2 separate regions of the Homo sapiens genome follow, and region 1 is linked to region 2. A link is a contact called in ENCODE Hi-C or POLR2A ChIA-PET data. All regions are on one chromosome and are shown on one strand. Each heading gives the region's core, a stretch centred on a gene start or an enhancer-like site at or near the end of the contact. The rest is flanking DNA. Distances are from core to core; before and after follow the strand shown. Region 1 holds the start of DYNLT4 (dynein light chain Tctex-type 4). Region 2 overlaps SMAP2 (small ArfGAP2).

Region 1 (3,429 bases), core at 930-3,429, 4.4 Mb after region 2:
TTGGGGTTGCTGAAAGCTAGAGGATAAGGCATACACTAATGGGGAGGGGGCTGTCTCACGCTGGATCAGTGACCTGCCCTGATCCTGCTCCCAGGGTGGAGATCTGCCCAGTGTGGAAGAGGTAGAGGTACCTGCTCCGCCCTTGCTGCTGCAGTGGGTCAAGACGGATCAGGCTCTCCTCATGCTGTTTAGTGATGGCACTGTCCAGGTAAGAGCCTATCCAGGAGTTGCGGGAAGGTCTGGGAGGCCCAGGGTGCTGGGGAGGAAGCTGGGCCCGGAGCCTAGGTCCTGACCACTGTCATGCTCTGTGTGCAGGTGAACTTCTACGGGGACCACACCAAGCTGATTCTCAGTGGCTGGGAGCCCCTCCTTGTGACTTTTGTGGCCCGAAATCGTAGTGCTTGTACTTACCTCGCTTCCCACCTTCGGCAGCTGGGCTGCTCTCCAGACCTGCGGCAGCGACTCCGCTATGCTCTGCGCCTGCTCCGGGACCGCAGCCCAGCCTAGGACCCAAGCCCTGAGGCCTGAGGCCTGTGCCTGTCAGGCTCTGGCCCTTGCCTTTGTGGCCTTCCCCCTTCCTTTGGTGCCTCACTGGGGGCTTTGGGCCGAATCCCCCAGGGAATCAGGGACCAGCTTTACTGGAGTTGGGGGCGGCTTGTCTTCGCTGGCTCCTACCCCATCTCCAAGATAAGCCTGAGCCTTAGCTCCCAGCTAGGGGGCGTTATTTATGGACCACTTTTATTTATTGTCAGACACTTATTTATTGGGATGTGAGCCCCAGGGGGGCCTCCTCCTAGGATAATAAACAATTTTGCAGAATTGGACTCCCCCTCACTCGCAGTAGAGCCCGTGGACCGTGGCCACCGCGAAGAGCGAGGTGTTGGTGTAGGAGACCGAGGCCAGCCCATCGCGCGCCACGTCCCAGAGCGCACGGCTGACCACGTGAACGCCCTGGCCCGCGCGCGGCCCCAGCACCACACTGCATACCAGCTTGTAGCGTGGCGGGCTGAGCTCGCGCAGGCGAACGTGCACCTGCTCGCAGAGCTCCCGCACCAGCCGCGCGGCCTCGTCGCTGGAGTAGCACGCGTCGTGCAGCCCTGCGGCCAGCGCCGCCTCCAGGGCACGCTGTGCACGCGCAGCCTCCCAGCGCTCCCCGGGCACTGGCTCCGTGCGGTAGGAGGGCGCCACCCAACGGGCGGGCGCCAGGGGCAACCCTGAGAAGCTGACCCTTGAGCCCAGAGGGGGCACCGGGCCCAGGGATGGCCGCTGACCCCCAGGACCCGCGCCTGGCCCGACCAGCGAGTTGCGGCGGGAGAAGGACGCGGCCAGGCCCAGCATGGAGCCCCGGCGCGAGGCCGGGGCTGGACCTGGACCTGCCGGTCGGGCCTCATCAATGCTGGGCAGGCAGCCTCGGGGCCGCACCGGTGAGGGTTTCCGCCCGGAGTCTTTGGCATTCTCCTCCTCCTGGCGTCCCGGGGGCAGAGGCCTGCTGGCCATGGACCTGCTGGCTGGAGGAACCACACTCAGGGTGGCCTTCACCAGGCATCTGTCTACCCACCCCAGCCTCTTGCTCAGTGATGTCAAGGGTTTTTACCTTCTACCCCCTTCTTACCTGTGTTTTAGAACAAGTGGATCAGATAGTCCCAGGCTGCCTGGGTTCCTAGGTGCTGAGAAGGTTAAAGGCTGTTAGACACATGAGCAGGGGACAGGAGGCTGCTAGGACTGGGATCCTCGGCTAGTCCTTGCCGACTGAGCTCCTTCTCTGGGCACTATGGAAGTTAGCCAGGTACGCTCGGAGTCTTAGAGACTGCCATTTCTCCCTTCCACCCGACTTCTCTGGAAGGAGAGGCAGGCCTCTGCCTCAGCCTGGACTGTGGAGGCAGAGCCTCCAACCCCTAACCAGGAAGGACTGACAGACTCAGCTCCTTCAACCCCACAGATCCTTCCAGCCCTGGGGGTGTTGAATCCAGTCATCTTCCACCCAGATCTACTCTAGGGTGGCTGGCACAAAGATCTCCCCTACACCTGGCCCAGGCTGAGGGCAGATGACTCATGAAGCCCCCTTCCACCTTCTGCCTTTGGCCTCTGATCCCACTTCCTCCAGAATCAGTTCTGAGATGGCTGCCCTCTGCTCCCGAAACTCCCTCAGGCACCTGAGTCACCCGCAGGCTTTGGCTTCTGAGTTCTGTCCTGGCTGCACAGCCCTGGCCCCGCTGGCCTGAAGGGCAAGTGGGAGGGGAAAGACCTGTGTTGTGGAGTTGCCATGGGTTGCTAGAGCAAACACTCCTCCCTCCCAGGATCCCTCCCTCCAGTCTGGCTCTGGCTTAACCTGAGAGCATTGTTGCTGTGAGCATGTGCTGAGCATGGGGTGCCCCTGAGTCATCAGGGAGAGCGGCCGACAGGGTCTTGCAGCTTAGAGGCAAACTTCCTAAGCGCAGGCAACAGAGGGGCAGATGTAGAGCAAGGCTGTGGTCAGAAAGGCTTTGTCCTACCCCAGGACTCTTGAGCCAGGGCCCATTTTCTCCCCTTGTGGAATGGCCAGATGACTGGCCATTCGTGAACAAGTCACAGAGGCCTAGGTTAGGGGGAGATCTTGAGGCTGCGGGGGTGGTGGCTCAGGAATCCAGAGTCTGGGCCCACAGGAAGGAACACGTCATGGCTCTGTTGTCTCCCCATCGGCCTCGACAAGGACAAACATTTCCGCTCCCGGCGCAGAGTTAGGGTGGGGCTTGGATGACTTCCTCAGTTCAGGGCTATGTGCGGGGGAGGGGAGGCCCACTGGCTCAGCTGGTAGGCACCAGGCCTTATAAAGTGGCAGTGACTCGGCAGTGAACCCCGAGTCCAGCCTCGTGACCTTTGCTGACCCAAGTGTCCTGGGGCTTGTCCCTAGCTGGCTACACCTCTAGTACCTAGGTTTCCCCAAAGTTACATTTCAGAGATGGCAGAGGCTGTGACACCTCTGCCAGGGCTGACAACTCATGTGACTCCTCCTCTGGCAGGGATGGGACTGTCCCCTCCCAAACAAGCCAGGTCGGGGCCCTGACCCATCTATGGGGGCGAGGATTTTCCCTGTTGAGTGGGGGTTTCCCCGGCCTGGCTAACCGGATCCTGACCCTGTGTGCCTGTGGAGGAGGGAAGGGTTAGGAGGGCAAGGAGTTTGAACTCTGAACCTAGGGCAGGCTCAGCTTCGGGGGCTAAGACCCTCGTATGGCGCTTAATGCCCCTCTAAGGGCTGAAGTTTTCCCTGGGCCTGCCCGGGAGATGGGTGGAGTCTCTTCTCAGGCCAGCTCCAGTTTCCATGGAAACCCACAGGCTTCCCACCCCGTCGGCTGCCTGGGCAGACTCCCAGCCAGGGCCTCTTTCGCCGCCGCCGCCGCCGCCAGCCAGCCAGCTTCTTCCCAGGACCATAGGCCACTCCAGCCTCAGCTT
Region 2 (3,825 bases), core at 458-2,957:
TGTGGATTTAGAAATGAGTTCTCTAGTGTTTCTAGTTTTGAGTTAAGGAAGTTTTGTCTTGATATTGTTTAGGTGGTTGTTTTTGTTCTGTGCCTTCAAAAATAATTTCTTACAGAATTTTCTGTGTGAACTGGTGACATCATATGCTGTAGTGTAAAGCTTGTAGAGAAGGGGGCATTGGTGTCTTTTTGTTGTTGTTGACACTTTATCACTCCTTATAACTGACACAAACCCTGAGAAGAGAAACAGGAAGGAAACTCCCTGTTCTTACCATGATGCTTTTGTTCAAAATAGCTGAAAACAGCAGAGCTGACGGAAACCAATTTGAGTGTGACAGCTGATTTGAGAAAGAATGAATTAAGAGATTCAGGCTCTTCTGCTATGTTGAAATCATTTTTACTGAAAGATTAGCTGTTTGGAACAGGGATTGACTTTGTCTCTCTGAAAGTAGGCATGAAGAGTTCGGTTAGAGGAACCGTTACAGATGGAGGAGAAACTTGAGGAAAGGTCTTTCCTGTAGTGTGACTACAGTATTAACATTCCCAGATTATATGAAAGAGAAAGGAAGCTTCATTAAATGAAACATTGGAATCAGGAAGACTCCGGCTTGGCTCCCTGAGCATTCTAACTTGTTCTGAGCCTAGTCTCGACAGAAGTAGCCTGACACAAGTGGCTCAGATCAAGGGTCCATATTACGGGCAGAGTAAAAATAGGTCCCAGTTTCATTAGACTTCTCATACATTTAAGGAAAAAAAGATTTGTTGCCATAGGAACAGACCAGTTGTTTTCTGTCTTGTGGGATTTTAGGAGCTGGGGAGATAGGAGGATCCCTGTGCTTATAATCTAAACATCAGTAAATGCTGGTTTTTTTTAAAACAACAACAACTTTATCTTTTATGATTCTGAAACCTATCCACGATAAAAATCATTGGAAAGTATGAAAAATATAATGATGCTGAAGGTATTTTTCATAATTCTTTTTTTTTTTTTTTTTTGGAGACAAGGTCTCTCGCTCCGTCGCCCAAGCTGGAGTACAGTGGCACGATCTCAGCTCACTGCAGCCTCTATCAGGCTTAAGCAGTTCTTCTGTCTCAGCCTTCATAGTAGCTGGGACTACAGGTGCACACCACCACGTCCAGCTAATTTTTGTATTTTTAGTACAGACAGGGTTTTGCCATGTTGCCCAGGCTAGTCTCGAACTCCTGAGCTCACATCATCTGCCTGCCTCGGCCTGCCGGAGTGCCAGGATTACAGGCATCAACCACCATGCCCGGCCTTATTTTTCATAATTCTTATCACCCATTTACTTGAGCTTATACCATAATGATTTTATATCATTCTTTTTTGCTTAACATTTATTATAAGCTTATTTCATGACATTAAAAACGTGTAAATACCTTTATTGTATCCCAGCATTGGAATATGTCATTATTATCTCTTGCCCAATTGTTAATATTTGAATTTTCAATTTTTTAACAATACAAATAAGGAAGTATAAATTTTTGTGTTGTTGTTAGAGTGATGGGTTATTTATGTGTTCAGATTTGAGTAGTCAAGTGGGCCCTCTAATTTAAAAAGTTACCAAGGGGATTCTCTGGGTTGAGCCCACGTAGAGATGGCTTTGCTATGGGCATTATCATTCTGAACTGCTTCATTGCAGTAGATGTCTGCTGAGGCAAGGAATGGGGAATTCGGGAGAACCCTGGTTTCCCCATAAGGGACCTAAGGAACATAAGGGACATAAGGAACAGCTTTATGGGTCATACCACAGCAAGATGGGCCGGCACTTTCACATTGAGAGGTGACAGCGTGCTGGCAGCCCTCACAGCCCTCGCTCGCTCTCGGTGCCTCCTCGGCCTTGGCACCCACTCTGGCCGCACTTGAGGAGCCCTTCAGCCCACTGCTGCACTGTGGGAGCCCCTTCCTGGGCTGGCCGAGGCCGGAGCTGGCTCCCTCGGCTTGCGGGGAGGTGTGGAGGGAGCCAGCTCCGGGAACCGGGGCTGTGTGCCGCACTTGTGGGCCAGCTGGAGTTCCGGGTGGGCATGGGCTTGGCGGGCCCCGCACTTGGAGCAGCCGGCCAGCCCTGCTGGCCCTGGGCAATGAGGGGCTTAGCACCTGGGCCAGCGGCTGCAGAGGGTGTGCTGGGTCCCCCAGCAGTGCCGGCCCACCGGCGCTGCGCTGGATTTCTCACCGGGCCTTAGCTGCCTTCCCACGGGGCAGGGCTCGGGACCTGCAGCCCGCCATGCCTGAGCCTCCCCCCACCTCTGTGGGCTCCTGTGCAGCCTGAGCCTCCCCAACGAGACCGCCCCCTGCTCCACGGCACCCGGTCCCATCAACCACCCAAGGGCTGAGGTGTGTGGGCGCACAGCGCGGGACTGGCGGGCAGCTCCACCTGCAGCCCCAGTGCGAGATCCACTGGATGAAGCCAGCTGGGCTCCTGAGTCTGGTGGGGCCTTGGAGAACCTTTATGTCTAGCTCAGGGATTGTAAATACACCAGTCGGCACTCTGTATCTAGCTCAAGGTTTGTAAACACACCAATCAGCACCCTGTGTCTAGCTCAGGGTTTGTGAATGCACCAATCGACACTCTGTATCTAGCTACTCTGGTGGGGACTTGGAGAACCTTTGTGTGGACACTCTGTATCTAGCTACTCTTGGTGGGGATTTGGAGAACCTTTGTGTCCACACTCTGTATCTAGCTAATCTGGTGGGGATGTGGAGAACCTTTGTGTCTAGCTCAGGGATTGTAAACGCACCAATCAGCACCCTGTCAAAACAGACCGCTCCGCTCTACCAATCAGCAGGATGTGATTGGATGGGGCCAGATAAGAGAATAAAAGCAGGCTGCCCGAGCCAGCAGTGGCAGCCTGTTCGGGTCCTCTTCCACAGTGTGGAAACTTTGTTCTTTTGCTCTTTGCAATAAATCTTACTGCTACTCACTCTTTGGGTCCACACTGCCTTTATGAGCTGCAACACTCACCGCGAAGGTCTGCAGCTTCACTCCTGAAGCCAGCGAGACCACGAACCCACCGGGAGGAACGAACAATTCCAGACGCGCTGCCTTAAGAGCTTTAACACTCACCGCGAGGGTCCACAGCTTCACTCCTGAGCCAGCGAGACCACGAACCCCACCAGAAGGAAGAAACTCCGAACACATCCGAACATCAGAAGGAACAAACTCCGGACACGCCGCCTTTAAGAACTGTAACACTCACTGCGAGGGTCCACGGCTTCATTCTTGAAGTCAGTGAAACCAAGAACCCACCAATTCCGGACACAACATTATATACCTGATGTGCGGAAATACCCTTGCGCCATTGACTAGCATCTTATGTTGTTCATACAGTCCTCATTCACTTAAACTTAGTCCTCTAAGGAGGTGGATTAGAGGTCCTACATTAGTAGAAAGGAGGTAACAGCTACTGCATTATTATTTTTTTTTTGAAGAAGGGCCCTCAGACTGGAGATGAGGACAGGGACTGTGTTTTCATGTCTATCTGCATACTTAATGCACGGTGTCTGGCACATAGTGTCTATGTCCCTATTATGAGCAGCATTATTCTGTTAATGTGTGTTCAGGTCATATGCTTTGTTTTGTTTTTTGATAGTCTTCCTCATACTGTTAGCCCAGATAGCTGAAGATCTGTGACACCAGGAAGCTGAGCAGGTGAATCTCATGGTTGCTTTGTGGTAATTGCTTCTTTGTGCCATTTCATTTCTGTGCTTCTGCCACCTGTGCTGCTTTGGAAGCTGGAGCTAGACATGAAGCGAATCCTCTGCCCTCTCAGTAGGAGGTTTTGGTGTGACACATCATCCTGGGGAAAA

Evidence for each region. A loop is a pair of places that touch in the nucleus more often than their neighbours do. ChIA-PET counts read pairs that join two places held with the same protein, here RNA polymerase II (POLR2A). Pooled maps may share reads with other maps.
Region 1: a loop to region 2 is called in a pooled map, with 11 times the contacts of the local background. The contact joins the promoter of DYNLT4 here to the enhancer-like site in region 2. A Hi-C loop is called at or near these places in 5 of 50 pooled maps. POLR2A ChIA-PET finds 5 or more read pairs at or near these places in 2 of 52 experiments (CD4-positive, alpha-beta T cell and activated B cell).

Annotation. Positions count from the first base shown.
Region 1 is chr1:44,805,172-44,808,600 of GRCh38, forward strand. It overlaps DYNLT4 (dynein light chain Tctex-type 4), which reads right to left and starts at 2,180. Exons shown (of 3, transcript NM_001377534.1): 1 at 2,154-2,180; 2 at 1,613-1,667; 3 at 722-1,508. The coding sequence starts at 1,497. The coding sequence ends at 832. It overlaps BTBD19 (BTB domain containing 19), which reads left to right and starts at 3,352. Exons shown (of 8, transcript NM_001136537.3): 1 at 3,352-3,429. It overlaps PLK3 (polo like kinase 3), which reads left to right. Exons shown (of 15, transcript NM_004073.4): 14 at 95-208; 15 at 316-819. The coding sequence ends at 507. RefSeq lists enhancers at 649-1,499, 1,500-2,349, 1,943-3,142, 2,617-2,866, 3,201-3,429 and 1 more.
Region 2 is chr1:40,385,877-40,389,701 of GRCh38, forward strand. All of the region lies in intron 1 of SMAP2 (small ArfGAP2), which reads left to right. Among named protein-coding and RNA genes, the nearest start is that of SMAP2, 14 kb to the left of the region's middle. RefSeq lists an enhancer at 1-138. Within about 2 kb of position 1,708, at least 8 of the 41 ENCODE cell types and tissues checked have a DNase peak (open chromatin) inside an H3K27ac peak, as active enhancers do; they include CD4-positive, alpha-beta T cell, where a contact is called at or near this core.